Regions from separate parts of the Homo sapiens genome. Here region 1 is linked to region 2. Evidence: read pairs that join two places in POLR2A ChIA-PET (ENCODE). Cell type or tissue: IMR-90. All regions are shown on one strand. Each heading gives the region's core, and the rest is flanking DNA. Links, peaks and the distances in the headings are about the cores only. Region 1 overlaps SLIT2 (slit guidance ligand 2). Region 2 overlaps SLIT2 (slit guidance ligand 2).

Region 1 (9,096 bases), core at 2,712-5,211, 160 kb after region 2:
TGACTAACAAGGAAGAGGGTTGATGTTTTCCATCCAAAGGATGGTCTGCTGAAGAATCGCTCTCCCTTCTGCAAGGTACACCCTCGAGGCAAGCATTGATCAGGGCCACTCTTCTGTGACGTTTCTATCCTGCTCACAATCCACATATAGCACGGATTCCTAGATTGTGCCTTTCACTTTCTCTGCTGCCTTTGTTCAGTGAAAATATTCACAATAAATCAGATCCTAAACAAAAATATAATTTCATTTCATTCATAAACATATAATATCATTTACATTATCTCATTTGCTACAACACAGAGAAGTTGGGGTACATGGGATTTTCTGAACATCTATCTATTTTGATGAAGTTTCCTATTATCCGTCTGTACATAGAGTTAATAGTTAATAATGTGAATAGCTGGTCTTGAACTCAGGATTGCAATATTCTGTACCTAAAACTTAGTTAATTATTTGAACAGAGAGATATGCAGAGGGATGTTCTCTGACATAGCCATTTATTTTTCAGTGATGCATATTTTCTTTTATTTCTCCTTAATTTGCAATTTTGAAATTGCCAAGCCTGTGCTTTTAAACACTGCCTGACTCATTTTGATAGTAAGGGAAGAGACATCTGAAAAGTTAGTCTCAAATACTGATTTTTGGCTTTTCTTGGCTACAGACACTAGAAAATCTGGATACAATTCCAAACACTTTCTCTAAGCTTCCCCTACTATTGCTGCTTCTCTCTTTTTTCTACATCATCTGTCGTTTAAAAAGTGGTGATTTCTCAGACTTACTCCCCATTTTTATGTGGAAGTGGTGTTCAGGCCGGATGGGAACCATATAACATCACATTGAGCTGATCCCTTACCGCAAAGTAGAGATAATATGGGCTCCCATGGAAAAATAGAAGAAATCAAGCTCATGGCTGAGCTCTGTTGTTAACAATTCTCAGCTTCCCTCTTCAACAGCTTGCCTCCAGAGACAAACTGCCTTAAGTGGGCAAACCACTGAGAAAATTCCCATCTGACAACTGTCTTCGAAGAAAGGTCAAAGGAATTAACCCGTAGTTAAGGGGGCAAGGGTGTGCTTAAGTACTTTAAGCACACAGACAGTTGTTGTGCACAGAGATGGGAACAGCTGGTTTCTATCTCTGATGGAGAATGAACAAGAGGAAATGAACAGTGCTTTGGTAGGAATGATGACTTTTAGGCAAGAAGGAAGAAGCCTCAGTAACATGTATTATGCATCCACTGTGGGCCAGGGCTTTGCATACTTTGCCGCTTTTAGCCCACTTGACACGCTCAGGAACTCAAGGAAACCATAATTAAGAGAGTCGCTTCATTTGTCCAAAGTTGCAGAGGTAGTAATTGGTAAAACTTGTATTTGAGCTTAATGTTATAGAATCAAAAAGTCCTTTCCACTACCGCAATGTTTCTTATATTTTAAGAGAAAAAAGAGAGCTTAGAACCCTTGGATACTCTTGAAATCTGTGGACACTTTCTTGGAAAAATATACATGCACATACCCACAAGATTAGATACATGCTTTTATCTGGTTCCTAAAGTAGGGAGCCCTAATAGATCCTCTGTATTAAAGTGTGCTGGGGATCAAGAAATAACAGCAAAAACTGAGTCTGATTACAGCATAAAAACAATACTCTGAAGCAGAAATGACAATGTCTAACAAAGAGGAGACAGGCCTAATTCTCGTTCAGTTTTCTGACCCTCTATATATCCTTTTAAACGTCTTCTTTAATGAGCATCCCTACAGAGTTTGTATTTGTGGAAAATTCATTTGATTTTTAAAGATCACTTAAGATTCTTTTTAAATGGATCCAAATTCATAAAATAATGAATTCTTGAAAATATGATGCTCATGTAAGAAACATCTCCATTTAAGGTAACACATTAATATAAAAACAAGACTGGAAAGAATAGTCTGCAAGCACATTCAATTACTGAAGTAGAAACCAATTTATCATTTTAATAGCAGATAATTTAATAACAGGGTTGGGTGCAGACCTCTCTGAATTAATGGCCAGGAGAGGGGTGAGGGGAATGGCAGAAACTGACATGATTGTTAGCAGGACAGGACTGATCAGTGCAGCTAGGGCTCAGCTGAATCACCCCATTGCGGCTCCATTTGATGCATGAGATATTGAGAAGACACTTATTATGTATACAAATAAAAGGTCTGATATTATTATAAATACAAAGAAAGTATGGGTTAGGGTTTCTAGACAGAATGCAATTAAGTCGCAAAGTATGTAACAGAGAAAAAGGCATTGGGCAGCACATGCAGAGATCTGTAGCCCTGAAGTATTTGAGAAAGCTTCCTGGAATAGGTGGATCTGACAATTAAATGGTGTTGCAATGCAGTGGGAGGTAGAGGTGGAGAATTGTGAAACTGGCAGGCCAAGAAAACTTTAAAGAATTTTTATCTTAAAAATGGAATTTAAAAGCAAGCACTATGTTTTTAAAAGAAAGTTATAAAAATGACAGTGGCAATAGCAAGGATTTATTGCACCGATACTGCACTGGGCTATCCACTGCTGCATTACTACTAATTCTAAAATGAATACTGTGATACGGTCAAAATGTTCTCTGTTTACAGTTGATGAAGCTTCCCAAGTTACTGCTTTTGACAGGATTTTAACATAGGTTTGTGTGACCCCTAAGCCTGGAGACAAGGAATTTCACTTATTAGGAAACCTACCACAACTACAGTAAAACCCACAAGACAGTTACACCTGAATATCAATTAAGTTGAATTTTTTTTTTTTTAAGAAACAACCTTCAACAAAACAGGAGAATACAAATAAAACAAGATGACATTCTTACACATTAGGGTGTTCACTTTCAGCTGGGCCCCAATAATTCTCCTTAAATGAGCCTATTTTTATCCGTTTCCATTTGCCACAATGGCAATTGGTGGCAATGCTTCATTTTATCATTCTTTTCAAGCGTCCCAATCTATGCTTAGCCTCGAGTCTAGGAAAGTTAAGTCTGTCTTCTCAACTCAGAAAATGGAAACCCTCTAGGAAGGAGCCTTTCCTTCTTTCCACCTCTGTATTAGTATCTATAATATCCACAGTAATCTTTGTCCCAGGTACCCTCCTCTCCAAGGATAACATCCTTTGAGTGCATATTAATACATACCCCTTCCAGCATTTGTTTAACTCGTATTTCTTTTCTCCTTTCTAGTCAAATGGTATTGTACCTGCCAAACCAGTAGACTTTTCAATCCAGCATCTGTCATTTTGACTCCTTTCTCCTCCTTGAATCTCTGGCTGTGTCTCCTGGTTCTTACGCCATGCTGAGTGGTCCATTTCAATCTAACATCTTGTTCTTCTTCTCCAGGGAAATTATTACATGATGAGGCTCTTCAGAAGTTATTAAGTTATCTCATTTACTTTCAAGGCTATAGTTAAGCTCAAACATTCCAGGATAATTTCTAAAATAAATATTTCCAGCACCTAAGACCGCTTGGTACTTAGTAAGTGTTCAATCCATACAAGGTAATCATTGTTATAAAGCCATTCCTGGTCTAGTTCCAAATTACTCTTTTTTTTTTTTTTTTTTTTTTTTTTTAGATTTTCTCCTCTGCTAATAGCTGGTGACTTGATACTTCAGCTATGGTTCAATAAACTTGTGATGAATGAATGAATGACTAATAAACCCAAGTGCCCTGAGCTAAAAGTTATCTGCTTGGGCCAAAATGAATTTAAAGTTTATGAGAAAATGTATCATTTCCATGCCTTGTCCCCTAAAGCACCAATCCCTTGAACTTTTAGTCCTCAAGGTTTTGTCCCAGAGAAATATTGTAAGCCTGTGCCTGTTCCAAGAAGTTAGCTATCTCTCATGTGGAAAGAAATTAAATCCAGTCTGCTTGTGTCTGCACACAGTAAAATGTAAGTCAAAATTCCAGTAGCCTTTTTATGAGGCAAAGTAAATCCTTTGTGCCATACCCCACACTTCATCTTTTAATAAAAGACTTTCTAATCACCAAAGCTACACATATGCACACACAAATAATGGCAACAGTATATGCTGAAAATGTCACTGCATTCCCTGATATATTGCCATAAAGAACTTGGAGATTTCCCAGGCATGATATGACCTATGAGAAACAAAATTCTATTCAGTTTTAAGATTTGTATTCATGTGACTTATTCTCGTCACTTTTAAACTACTAGCAAAAGGGGGAAAAAAGCCCTTTTCTATTTCACTATGAAATAGCAAAATTTTCTCTTTCATTTATTTTACTTAGTCATCTTCCTCATCTGAAAAACTCTCAATCTAAAACACATCTAAACACTCCGTAGAAACATATTAAGTAGATGTGAAACTTTAGCCTTCCAACTGAAAGGAAAATTCCATAGAGTTTGCTGGCAATAGAGCAAGGCCTCCCAGTCTTTCGTCTTTACTCTCAAGGTAAATCTCATCACCGAACACGAAAACTCTGCTCCAGTCCACACCCTCTCCAACTCATCCTCCATGTTACTCACTGAGAGTAACATCACGACATTCCTATGCTGCTTTCAAAGTCTACAATTCGCTCCTTTCCGAGTTTCACATCATAGCTTCCTCCTTGTTCCATAACCTTCATAAAATCGGTCCCTCCCCCCCCTTTTTTTTTTTTTTTTTTTTGAGACAGAGTCTCCCTCTGTCGCCCAGGCTGGAGCGCAGTGGCGCGATCTCAGCTCACTGCAAGCTCCGCCTCCTGGGCTCACACCATTCTCCCGCCTCAGCTTCCCAAGTAGCTGGGACTACAGGCGCCCGCCACCACACCTAGCTAATTTTTTTGTGTGTATTTTTAGTAGGGACAGGGTTTCACCATGTTAGCCAGGATGGTCTCGATCTCCTGACCTCATGATCCGCCCGCCTCGGCCTTCCAAAGTGCTGGGATTACAGGCGTGAGCCACCGCGCCCGGCCAACCAGTCCCCCTTTCTAAACGCACTCTGCCTCCCTCACCTGGCAAGGAGCCTTGTACACACTCCCTTGCCTTCCTGCCCACCACCGCAATCTGTTCTCCATTGGTGGAGAAACAGAAACTCACCAAGATCTCATTTGAACCCAGTTTGCCTTTCCCCAACCTTTTTCCTCTCCTACCCCCAACTATAACATTTATATTTTTCTTTCTGTTCTCACACAGCAATCTATTCATACCTTGATTAAATGTTTTTTATTGTAGCTACCATATTCTTGTTTTATTAAAATTACTTTAAAAAAATATGTGTTGGGCTCTCTTATTAGGCTAAATTTTGCATAGGTCATGATAATTACATAGATAATGTTTTTTCCCCAGTAAAAATACTTTATAGACCTCATAGAGTGAGAATAAAATGGTTAAAGTATAAAGTTCTGGGCTGCTGTATAGTAGATGGAATGTTTGATAATCTACAAGGGAATGATCACAGTCTGACTTGTGTGCAGGTAGGACCCATGTTTACAAAGCCTTTCTGGATCTTGGAAGTGACTGTTTCCGAGCAAACCCCAAGGGCCATCACAGCCTTAACTCAGAAAGACAGAAAGGGTGCTGACTATGGGTATGTGTTTGCATACTGTGTGTATGTATGTATTTTTGCAAGTGCGGGTTGGATCTGGGATGGCTGGGTAGAGACAGAGAGAGAGAGAGAGAGAGAGAGAGAGACAGAAGTGGGGGGGGGCGAGAGAGAGAGAGAGAGATTGGATGAGGGAACACGTTCCTCAGCTTAATGCAGTCATTATTTTGCAGCAAATCCACACTGGGGGCAAGCAAGCTTATCCAGACAAACTGTTGGCTATAGTGAAACTGTGTAGTTGAACCAAATTTAAGTAGGAGATTGAAAATTTTTTGCCAGTGCCATAAAGATTTGATGTTAAGAAAACAGTATCCTGTGCCACAAGCACGAAATGTATGAGCTTAAAGAAAGGCATCAGTGAATGATATAAAATCCAGGTTGTAAAAAAAGAGAATGTCAACTAAATCAGGACCCAGCAGTTCCCTTTTGCCACACTGACCACATGTTTTCACGAGTTCCTGGTTGAGGGAGGATTTAAAGTCAGTATTAAAAGCACATTGTGTATTAGTTAAAAGTTTGCTGTTTATGAAGGAATTTTTTTTTTTTTTGGAGGCTTCGGTCATTTTCATTTAATCCCGTTGTGGCTCTGAATAAAAAGTCTTGGTAACAGAAAGATAATTCAGTGAAGTTGGGGTTATAGTTTTAATTGCAGTGAAAAATCTTGTACCCAGAATGTAAATAAAGGCCAAAATGCTTTGTAAAGGCCTGGTCATCAGTGTTTGGGTACGATGACTCCTCAATAGGTGAGTCTCTTAAAAATTATGCCCACCACACTCGCAAATGTTAAAAGAACAATTAAATGCTTTCTAGTTGGATATTTAAGAAATGGAATCTATTGACATCTTACAAATAAATCCAATACATATCAAATAATAAAGGTTACAAAAGAAACTTCTAGAATTTTAAAATTACTACAATTCCACACTGATCTGAGAAAATGGCAACTTCAAATTCAGAGGTAATTTTGTTTAAACAATGTCATTAAACAGATGAGATTATTTCAGCAAATTTGGAGCTGTCCCATTTTTATTCATTGCGTTGTTTTCTATTGCCGTGTATCTCAGTGTTGCTTTTTTTTTAGGGCCGTATATATCAGCTGAAGTTCAGAATATACTGTGCTATTTACAGACCTGCAGCAGTCAACATCTGTAGAAAGGATTCAGAAGTTGATTTAAAGTCTGCAACATAAGCATATCCAATCCTAATGGTACACAAGACCATATATCTTCTTTGAGAGACTGACACATGGTCCCCACTCTGACTGGTGATAATGCATCCCTGCCAAGCCCAGATGTAGTTTCAACTCCAGGGAAATGCAACGTAATGATGAATTGGTATAACCCAATCATGCTAACATTTGTATTTGGAAACCCTACAGTGTAGTACCAACAATTTTTTTTTTATTTCCCCTAACTATGTTTCTTCAAGTATATCAAGATGTTCTGCCAGAATGACAAGCATATGATCAAATTTAATGGTATATAAAGATACGGCAGACTGCTTTCCAAAGCAAAATTTCATAGTTGGAACTTTTAACAATTAATTGCACTTCTGGCAACCCCACTGAAATTTAAATTAAATGGTGTAACTATTTCATTAGAAGGCTTTGGCAAAATAAACCTAATAGATGGAAAACTTTATATAATTAAAAATGGCAAGTGATCTGCTTTCTGTGTGCTTTTAAGTCAATAGGTCTTAACTCTATGATGTCTTTTTCTCCTGCTATGTGGTGAGTTCCTCAAGGGCAGGAGCTGAACTCTATTTATCTATGGTTCTTAACGGAGTTCACAGCACAAAGCAGGCACTTAATACATATTACTAAATCTTTGTACGGGTTCAGATATTAGTAGATTGTGAGTTTTAGAATCCAAGTTTGAATCAAAGGCCTACCATTAATGAAGTCAATGGCTATGATAAATGGAATTGTGCTCCCCTCACACCTCCCAATTCACATCACTTGACTTGCTCTCCCCGTATCTCCTTATTTAAATGGGTCTTTGCAGAAGTAATCAAGTCAAAACAAGGTCATTAGGGTGGGCCTTAATCCGATATTATCGGTGTCCTTATAAAATGGGATAATTCGGACACAGAGCCAGATACCACAGACAGAACATCACATGAAGATGAAGGCAGAAATTGAAATTATTTTTCTATGAGCCAAGGAAGACCACAGATTGCTGGCAAACCACCAGCAGCTAAGAGAGAGGCATAGGACAGAGTCCTCCTCCAAGCCCTCAGAAGGAGACAACCCTGTGGACACCTTGATCTTGGACTTCAGACTCCAGAACTGTGAGACAATAAATTTCTTTTGTTTAAGTTACAAAGCTTATTGTGCTTTGTTATGGAACGTCTAGCAAAGTAATACAATGGCCTAGACCAAGGCATTTCACCTCTATGTGTCTTACATGTAAGATATAATTAATACCTCGGAACTGTGTTTAAAACATAGTAAATGTTCAATTAAAGCTTCCTGAAAATGACAAAGGAAATAATAACTCATCCAAGAAATATTTATTAAGTACATTTCATGTGCAACGCCCTGCTCTATTTTTTGGGGAAATAGCTGTTAAGACTTGCCCTTACAGAGCTAACATTCTAATGAGAGAAGAGAGACAACAGCAGATAAGTAAACAATATAGTATGTCAGACAATAAGAAACTATGGAGAGAAACACAGGGAAGGTGAATATAAAATAAGGGGTTGAAGGAATATAATTTTATATAGACTTGTCAGCAGTGATGACATCTGGAAAATGACACATAAACCGCATTAAGTAGGTAGCACATTGCATAGGGAAGAATATTCTAGACAGAACGAATGGCCAGTGCAAAGGCCCCAGGGTGGAAATATTCCTGACATGTTGTGATAACAGAAAGGGGGCAAGTGTTGTTGAACAGAGAGATCAGAGAGTTAACAGCAGGAAATGAAATCAGAGGGGGAATTCAGGGAGACTGTGGGAGCCAAGATCAAGGTAAGGGCTGGTGTGGGAGCCAGTAGGCTGCTTGAAGGCTGATATGGTTTGGCTCTGTGTCCCCACCCAAATCTCATCTTGTAGCTCCCATAATTCCCATGTGTTATGGGAGGGAACCAGTGGGAGATGATTGAATCATGGGAGTGGGTCTTTCCTGTACTGTTTTCATGATTGTGAATGGGTCTCACGAGATCTGATGGTTTTAAAAATGGGAATTTCGCCACACAAACTCTCTCTTTGCCTGTGGCCATTCACGTAAGATGTGACTTACTCCTCCTTGCCTTCTGCCATGATTGTGAGGCCTCCCCAGCCATGTGGAACTGTAAGTCCAATAAACCTTTCTTGTGTAAATTGCCCAGTGTTGGATATGTCTTTATCAACACCATGAAAATGGACTAATACAGAGGCAACTGCAAAGTTATGAGCAGAGTGGTAACATGGTCTAACTTATGTTTTAAACAGGATCACCCTGGATACTGTTTGGAGAATCATAAGAAGGGAGGTAAATTGGAAGTAGAAAGACCAGAAAAGAGAGTATTCCAGAAACGGGGTGAGTGCTGTAGGTAGCTTGAATCA
Region 2 (9,096 bases), core at 4,291-6,790:
TCTCAATATGTAACAATTTCAAAGGATAATTTATACATTTGCTTTTAACTTCCATAAAAGGTCCATTTACCAAGATACTATTACTTCAAATTGTACGAAAAGACAAGGAAACTAGGCCTGTGCCAAAAACACCCTAACACATCGACCTTAGGCAACTGCTGGCTTCTGCTCTTAAAAAAAACTGTAGATTAGGACTTACCAGAATCAAACACACACACAAATGCAAGGAGAAACAACTTGGTGGGATCTCAGTACTTTTTGAAATTTGTTAATAATATCCTCTTACTTTCTGTGCATTTTCATCAACTGATATTGCTGTGAAGAAGTTATCTATGCTCAGTGGAGACATGGGAATAACAGATTAAATAAAATGCTTAACATAGTGATATCTAGGAAATATTGCAATGACAGTGGCTGTCTGGATTCTTTTCTATAATTTTCAAGGGCCAGGTCTAACAATTATTACTGTCACCTTCTAAAAACCTTGGAAGGGCTTATAGAAATTGATGAAGTGAATAAAGACAAAAAGATGAAGAAAGGTAAATGGAAAATGAGGATTAAAAAATAAGATGAAGTTGAGTGCAATTAGTAAATATGTTTTACATGGTTTTAAAGTGTAGTTGCATATCTAACTCTGGTGTTACAGCAGGCAAAAAAGCAAACCAGACCAATGAAACAGGACCAAAGAAGAAATAGGACCAATACACGGTGCAGTGTTAAGAACGTACTTACCTTTCCCTATACAGGAAAAACATGGCATAATGGAAGTTGAGATCAAAAAGTTAATGGTGATTATTAAAGATCTAACATGCTGGGATACTGGGAAGACTGAAAAAGGCTCCAACATGGAAACATGGGAGCATGTGATAGATTATTCCTAAATGTGAATACTTAATACTCTGTATACAAGATGACTGCTTAAATTTCTAGGCACTGATATTTAAATTTGTAAAATGGCAAAGTCTAGGGAATGATAGAAAAATGCATTAACATATTTCTGCATGGTTCTCACCACTGGAGTCTAATCATCTTCCGTTGTATGCTGACAGGTAATAAAACGTTTTTTTGATTTGAGAACAAGAGAAATCACTCTGCAGAATTGTGAAAACACTTGACATTCTTTCTGTTTAGGTGGTTAGAAGAGTCCACGTGTACAGGAATCTTTGATAGCCTGTCTCAGGAAACAACTTTATAAAACTAAATGTTAGATATGTCAATCAATATTTTTGCCTTTTACACATTTAATTATCCTAACACTTAACATCAATACAATTGGCAGAGGAAAAAATAGACCAGAAAATTATTTTATAAGTATAGTTGCACACCATTAGTGGTTTTAAATATGACTCTCTTCTAAGAGGGTATGCCAAGTAGTAACATTGGCTAATGGTTAAGCATATAGACTCTGTAGTCAGATAATCCTGGATTCGAATCGTGGTCCTGCATTTATTAAGTGTTTGTTTTAGATAAGTTACTTTATTACTAATATATTTCAGTTTTCTCTTCAGTAAATGCTAATAAATATTTCTGCCTTCCATGGTTAATTTGAGGACTATGTAAAATGACTGAAAGATACCCAGCATAGCAAAAATTAATGTTAGATATTAGTATCACCATCACTATCATATCGGTCCCCCACCCAACCACGATCATCATGATACAAATAATTCAATACCATTTCTGAATCTTTTTTAGTAAAGAATTTAGCTTTATTTTAAATATTGATTGTAAGATAATGTTAAAGGCTGGCAGAAATATAACAACTTCTTTGGGGGCACATCTTGTTCAAGTTACTAAAAGTTTTAAAGTAAAACATTAAAATAAAGACAGACATGGAGAGAGTAGAAGTGAATTCCTTTTTACTTTGAGGTTATACACAGCTTTCCAAGTAGTTTTATATGGATGTCCTATCAACATCAACCTTAATAAATCTTAATAATGAGGCCCCCCATTTCTCTTTAAAATTGCAAAGAAAAGACCCATATATTACCAAGGAATGGATTCTTGGTCACATATTGGTCTTAGTCAATTCAGTCATGTCATCATCAATGATGGTGTTTGATGCAGTACAATTGTGTGGTTTAAGTTAACACACTTTACAGTTTTAAACACCCTAATGCAGTGTGTCAGATGGGAACTTGGAGGTAGGTAGTTTCATCATCAACTCACTTTGCTTATTGCTCCTTTATTCCCTCCTCTGTTCCTTTTTACTCTTTTTTGGAGTACATGTCTTAAACTCTTGCTAATTGTAAGCTAATTTAAAATATCATCCATGTATTATTTATTTCTGAAAATATGTGGTAAGTAAATACAAGAGAGATGTATTAGGAATAACATATATCAATTGTTTTTAGCAATACTCCTAGATGATATCTATAGATAATCATTACACTTCAAGCATGTTTAAGACAAGACCTCTGAAAATTCATTTCATAAAACATAGTTGGAAGTTTCAGTGGCAGTATCGTCAAGGATAATGCTGAGAGATAAATCTTGCTCAGCTTGTCCTAGCTCTCATTAGACATGTCATCTTTGGTTAGTGTGACCTTAGGTGATTTTTCTTCCTTTTAAGAGAAGTGCAAATAGGAAGAGCAAAGGATTATATATCACATACTAAGGGCCAGGTACTAAGAACTTTACAAGTATTACCTCATGTAAGCTTCACAACAAGAGGTGAGCACTGAGGACATCCAAGGTGACACATCTAGTTAGTGGCTAAACAGTTCTGAAGCCAGGTTGTCCAGCTCAAGTGTATGTGCTCTTAATTATTATGCACTACTTTTACAATCAAAAACCTGAGGAATACCTATTCCTAGACAAATGGCGTGTGTTTTCACCACTAACAAGCTTTTAATACATGATTTCTGTCCCAAATAGCCTGGGAATAAAGTTCTATAGTAAATTACCTTGTATGATAGCAAAACTTGATTCATTTACTAAAAAACACTGAATTGTTAATAAAAGTAATGATCTTACAATAAGAGTTTGAAGAATGCATATAAATTATATGGATTTAAAAACTGAGTTTGGATTTTATTTTCCCAATTATGAGTGAGATTATGAGTGAGATAGACTGACTATACTTTTCTCTCCCTAAAAGCTTTAAATGTCTAATCTGATCACACCAGAACTTCCACAAGACTTATCATTGAGATTAATTCCATTTATATCTCCCTGGAATTAAATGAAGCCTCATCTTGACCTCTTAACAGGTAAGTACAGTAAAGTTCATGATTTTAGATTCCTTTTTTTTTTTTGAGACAGAGTCTCGCTCTGTCAGCCAGGCTGGAGTACGGTGACATAATTACGGCTCACTGCAGCCTCAGCCTCCTGGACTCAAGTGATCCTGCTGCCTCAGCTTCCTAAGTAGCTAGGACCACAGCTGCATGCCACCATGCCCAGCTACTTCTTAAATTTTTCTGTAGAGATAGGGTATTGCCATGTTTCCCAGGCTGGTCTCAAGTGATCTTCCTGGCTTGGCCTCCCAAAGTGCTGAGATTACAGATGTAAACCACCATGACTGGCCAATTTGGTTTTTAAGATAGTATTTTACACATGGGACCTAAAGAGAATTTTTCAGAGTTAATAACATTCTAACTTGGTATTTCTTGCTGTCTTTTCTAGCATGAGATAAACTGGAGGATGTCCAGGAATCCTTTGTCTACACATTCGTTTAAAATTAAAGCAGTGGGCCAGGCGTGGTGGCTCACGCCTGTAATCCTAGCACTTTGGGAGGCCAAGATGGGCGGATTGCTTGAGCTCAGGAGTTTGAGACCAGCCTGGGCAATATGGTGAAACCCTGTCTCTACTAAAATACAAACAAAATCATCTGGGCGTGGTGGCGGGTGCCTGTAATCCTAGCTATGTGGGAGGCTGAGGCATGAGGATTGCTTGAACCCGGGAGGCAGAGGTTGCAGTGAGCCGAGACCGTGCCACTGCAGTCCAGCCTGGGCAACAAAGTGAAACTCTGTCTCAAAAAATAAAATAAAATAAAATAAAATAAAATAAAATAAAATAAAATAAAATATAAAATAAAATAAAAGCAGTGATCGACACATCAGTTGCTACATAGTAAGACTGCCTGAGCTAGAAAGCCATAATCCACTTTTCAGTCTATAGCAGCTGTCTCCTACATACCCACATGTAATGCATGGCATCCTTTTGGGTTCTGATAAGTATTGATAAACTCTCTTTCACCACTCCCTAGGGAACAATATATTTTATGATTCACAAAAACTACAAGCGAACCACTTAACTTTGGGCCTTTCCACTGGGAATTTGAATTGCATTTATTACTGTTACTATAAGGTTTAGTTTTACTACGCTCACCTATTTCCTGAGATTTGTTTTCTTGAGTTTATATACTGGAAGTGGATACATGAAAACAAAGCAGTTCCCCAACTGTTTGTGGTCTGCTACAGAAAAATAATTCAGAAACTTGGGGCTTAAAAGAGGGGCTTTAAAATGTCTCTGATTTTCTTTCTCTATTTTGCATACACACAACACACTAACAATGATAAACATAATGTATTTCTGTAGTTTAATAAAAGACTGTTTTTCCTTATGTGAGCTTCAACTTCTTGCCTTAAAATTTTAAAGTATCTGGGCTGGGTGCGGTGGCTCACGCCTGTAATTCCAGCACTTTGGGAGGCCAAGGTGGGTGGATCTCGATGTCAGGAGTTCGAGTCTAGCCTGGCCAAGATGGCGAAACCCCGTCTCTAGTAAAAAAACAAAAATTAGCTGGGCATGGTAGTGCATGCCTGTAATCCCAGCTACTCTGGAGGCTGAGGCAGGAGAATCGCTTGAACCCGGGAGGTGGAGGTTGCAGTGAGGCGAGATTGTGCCACTGCCCTCTAGCCTGGGCGACAGAGCAATACTCCATCTAAAAAAAAAAAAAAAATTAAAGTATCTGGTGACATATTCCACGCTTTGGAATAGGAACTGGAACCCAAACTCAACTGGTCATCTCATTTTGGTGTTTCTGGCCTGATGATACTTCACCTGTGAAGTGGGAGTGATACTAAAAGTATTCTTGCCTATCTCTTTAGTCAAAAGGAATGGGAAGCCAAATGAGATTAAAGATATCTATGTAGGCTGGGCGCAGTGGCTCACGCCTGTAATCCCAGCACTTTGGGAGGCTGAAGTGGACGGATCACAAGGTCAGGAAATGGAGACCATCCTGGCTAACATGGTGAAACCCCATCTCTATTAAAAATACAAAAAAAGCTAGGCGTAGGGGTGAGCGCCTGTAGTCCCAGCTACTCAGGAGGCTGAGGCAGGAGGATGGCATGAACCCGGGTGGCAGAGCTTGCAGTGAGCCGAGATCGCGCCACTGCACTCCAGCCTGGGCGACAGAGCAAGACTCTGTCTCCAAAAAGAAAAGATATCTAAATATACCTGTAAGAATTTTTCAAAAGAAAGCTTTAGAAAATAGTTGTTCAAGTAATATTTTAATCAGTACTTTTAAAACAGATTAACATGAATAAAATTCACTAAACTAGAAAGGCTTCTCTAAACTTGAACATACTGTACAGTGAGATGTCAGGCTATAAAATTCCCACTTGGGTATTTATTCTTCAGTATCCAGATATTTGAGCAGGAAGAGTATCCATGAATCATCAGCATTACTCAATATCGTGAGCCGACTCTGTGCCAAGCACGATGTTAGGTGCTTTACATTCATTCAATTCTCATAACCAAACATGAAAAGCAGAGCTAATTGCATTTACTGAGATAAGGAAAATAAAGCACAAAGAAATGAAGCAATCTGCCCAAGGTTATAAGCTAGTAAACAGGGGGAACTTTCCATATGGCATATCAAGAATGGCTGAATAAACATCTTGAAAACAAGAATACCATATAGATTCTGTCTACTCTCTGTCTCCCCAATGAGACTGAACTTCTCAGATACAAAGATAATCTTTGTTGAGTTTCTTTTGTATTTTTGTTGAAATGTAAGCCTGTAAATTGCACAACCCAGAGTGTATGTAGCCAACCAAATGTAACAGTAGGTGACAGAAAGTCCCCTGAATTTGAGCAGGTTGCCTAAATATGAAAAACTGTACACTAGTAAGGTGGTCCATCTGATTTTCTTATTTTTAAACAGTAGCTAGCTGTGTTTCCAAAGAAACTGCCTGGTTTGGAAAATGACATTAATTTGAATCTAAAAAAAGAAGCATATATTTTTCAATAATAACTTTTGTTAAAAAAAGTTTATGTTTTTCTAGATGAAAAGAAACTCACTTTGAAAGAGCAGATTATTAGCCTACTTGAGAATAAAAATTTAATACTCCAGCCCTGTCTGAGGACCTACTGCTTAAATTTAGGCTGCCATTCATTTTTCCATTCATTCATGGCACTATTACTGATATGGTTTGGCTCATCTTGAATTGTAGTTCCCATAATTCCCCGTGTTATGGGAGGGACCCAGTGGGAGATAATCGAATTATGGGGGCGGTTTTCCCCATACTGTTATCATGGTAGCGAATGAGTCTCACGAGATGTGATGGTTTTACTGGAGTTTTCCCCTTTCGCTTAGTTCTCAATTCTCTCTTGTCTGCCACCATGTAAGACATTCCTTTCGCCTTCTGCTATGATTGTGAGGCCTCCCTAGCCATGTGGAACTGTGAGTCAATTAAACCTCTTTTTCTTTATAAATTACCCAGTCTCAGGTATGCCTTTATCAGCAGTGTGAAAACAGGCTAATACAATTACTAAGTCCCTCTTTATGCTATTCTCTAAGTGCTGTAAATATTAGGCCCGTGCGCCATATTCCAAATCCATTCCCTTATTAGGCAGCTCATTTCATCTATGTTGCTGGTTAGAGTCCTTTAGGCAGTAGGTTGCTGGCAAATGTTTAACAACTGGTACTGTTAAAAAAAAAACAAGAACAAAAACCTGGATTTGTAGGCTTTGCTGATTTTTGTGGTGCGAATATTCCCAATATGGCTGATTTCAATGTGAGCATCAAGCATGATGTTGTAGAACTTGGATATGAGAAGACATGCAGACAATCAGCTCTCAAAGTACATATTCCTTTTACGCAAGGGGTTCTCAAAGTGTAGTCCCTGGAGTACAAGATCTCCTGGAAACTTGTTAAAAATGCAAATTTTCGGGTCTAGCTAAGAGCTTCAGAATCAGAAACTAGGGGTGGTGCCCAACGCCTGTATTTTAACATGTTTTTCAGGTGATTCCAATGCAGACTTTTGGAAACAACCATTCTACACTACTGCCTGTATGCTTGGTGCTGTTAACAGCAGGCATGTCTACAAGAAGCCATGATCTTCTATCCAGATGTAACAGATAAGATGAGAAAATATGCATACTACTTTATTTCTACGCTAAAAGAATAATTACTACATCTTGAGTTTTCTTAAACACACTTCAAGCTATGTTAACTACTGTCTTTTAACTTTTAACATAGTTGGCTGTGTTTTCAAAGAGGCTGTCTGGTTTGGAAAATGACATTAATTTGAATTTAAAGAAAGAAGCACATATTTTTCATTAACTTTTGTAAAAAATGTTTCCCCTTATCTAGATTAAAAGAAAGTCTTTTTGAAGGGCAGCAAATTACCAGTCTAGAGATAATTTCATAAAATAATTGTCTTCATACTGATTTATGTGAAACAATAGTTGACATATAAAATAAATTTTAACCAAAAATACCCTATAGAATTAATAAGTGTATTATTACTTTCCCCTCATTTTATTAGGTTTCATTTTGCTAAAATAAAATCAATTTTCTTCAATGTGGAGAATTAAGCAGGCAATTGAAATGATGCACCTGAGGTATAAAATTATTTCCAAGTGCAAGGCCCAATAATATATTAAATAATGCAAAATTTGGAAAACAATGTTTTACCAAAGTAAATTTTATATAACATAGAATTATGGCAATAAAACTGAACTTAAGTGGAAACAAATCAAAATTTGAAAATGTACTTCACCCAGACAAAATATTTATTAGCAACTAATGGGACAGCTGATTGCAACACTGTTATTGATAGATTTTACTACAGGGATGGAGAAGTACTATCTTTCATCAAAGATTTTACACTGTAGTAAAGGCCTGGCCCAGGACAGAGGTTGCCTTGCTTGGCATTTTCTGGCATTTGAAAAAAGGCCAAAAAATTAGCCGTATCAGAGCTAAGAGTTATGTAAAACTGCAAATTGAAGGTAAAGGAAAGGAGAGGATTAAGAGTAGATCCATTGCACCTGTCATGCCTTTCAATGAAAGAAGGAATGCAATGGGAACACAGGTTTGGGTGAAGCAAATGAAATAAATTCAGTTTTGGACATCCTGAATTTGTGATACCAGTAGCCATCATTGTTTATGGTTTACCTAGCATTGTTGCAAATATTTTACATTTATCATGTCGTACAATTCTTACCGTAATCTCACAAAAAGGACACTATTATTTGTTATCCCCATTTGCCAGATGAGGCCCAGGGAGCTGAAGCAATCTGTCCAAGACACACAGTTAGTTGATAACAGAGCTGGACTTGAATCAAGCCAGACTATCTCTAGAACAGCAGCTTTTTCTATTATTTCAATTTTATTTTTGAGTGGTAATGACATTGAAATGGCTCAAAAATCAAATGGATATAAAATGGTATTCATGCAGAAGTCTTGTTTCTATTTCTTTGTGTCTAGTTTTTCTTTGTGCAAATACATGAAAATGTAAGTGCTTATATTTATCTCCTTTGAACTTGTTCTTCCTTACATTTCCTTCCTGTCTTCCTTCTTTTTTCTTCATTGCTTCCTTTCTTTCTTCCTTTTTTCTTATATTATTTTCTCAATATAAAAATAATATTCTATATTTAATATGTTAATAAAATGTATTATACATATCTACATATCTGAATTCTTGGTAATTGTTGCCTCTTTTATTAAAAAATAAGGTCATAGCTTTTCTGGATTGGAAAATCAAGAAAATTTTTTTGGTCATAAGCCAAAAGGCAATAATTAAATTAAAGCTGTATTTGCTCTAGGCCTCACATTTTGTATCTCTATTAGATGATCCACCACCAGAAACATGGGCTTGCAGCTTCTAATAAAGAATATGAAATGGACGGATCACGAGGTTGGAGATCGAG

The links. Peaks named below come from ENCODE experiments on the same cell type or tissue, not always from the same donor. Only the 100,000 strongest peaks of a DNase experiment are listed, where the experiment ranks them.
Region 1: POLR2A ChIA-PET joins it to region 2 with 9 read pairs; 3 of 35 experiments call an interaction of 5 or more read pairs at or near these places.

What each region holds. Positions count from the first base shown.
Region 1 is chr4:20,438,062-20,447,157 of GRCh38, reverse strand. The region is part of intron 4 of SLIT2 (slit guidance ligand 2); the gene reads right to left. Among named protein-coding and RNA genes, the nearest start is that of SLIT2-IT1, 50 kb to the right of the region's middle. RefSeq lists a silencer at 6,658-6,952. In IMR-90, for the core only: no CTCF peak of the experiment used is centred there; no DNase peak of the experiment used is centred there.
Region 2 is chr4:20,600,643-20,609,738 of GRCh38, reverse strand. All of the region lies in intron 33 of SLIT2 (slit guidance ligand 2), which reads right to left. Among named protein-coding and RNA genes, the nearest start is that of MIR218-1, 77 kb to the right of the region's middle. In IMR-90, for the core only: no CTCF peak of the experiment used is centred there; a DNase peak (open chromatin) is centred at 5,628.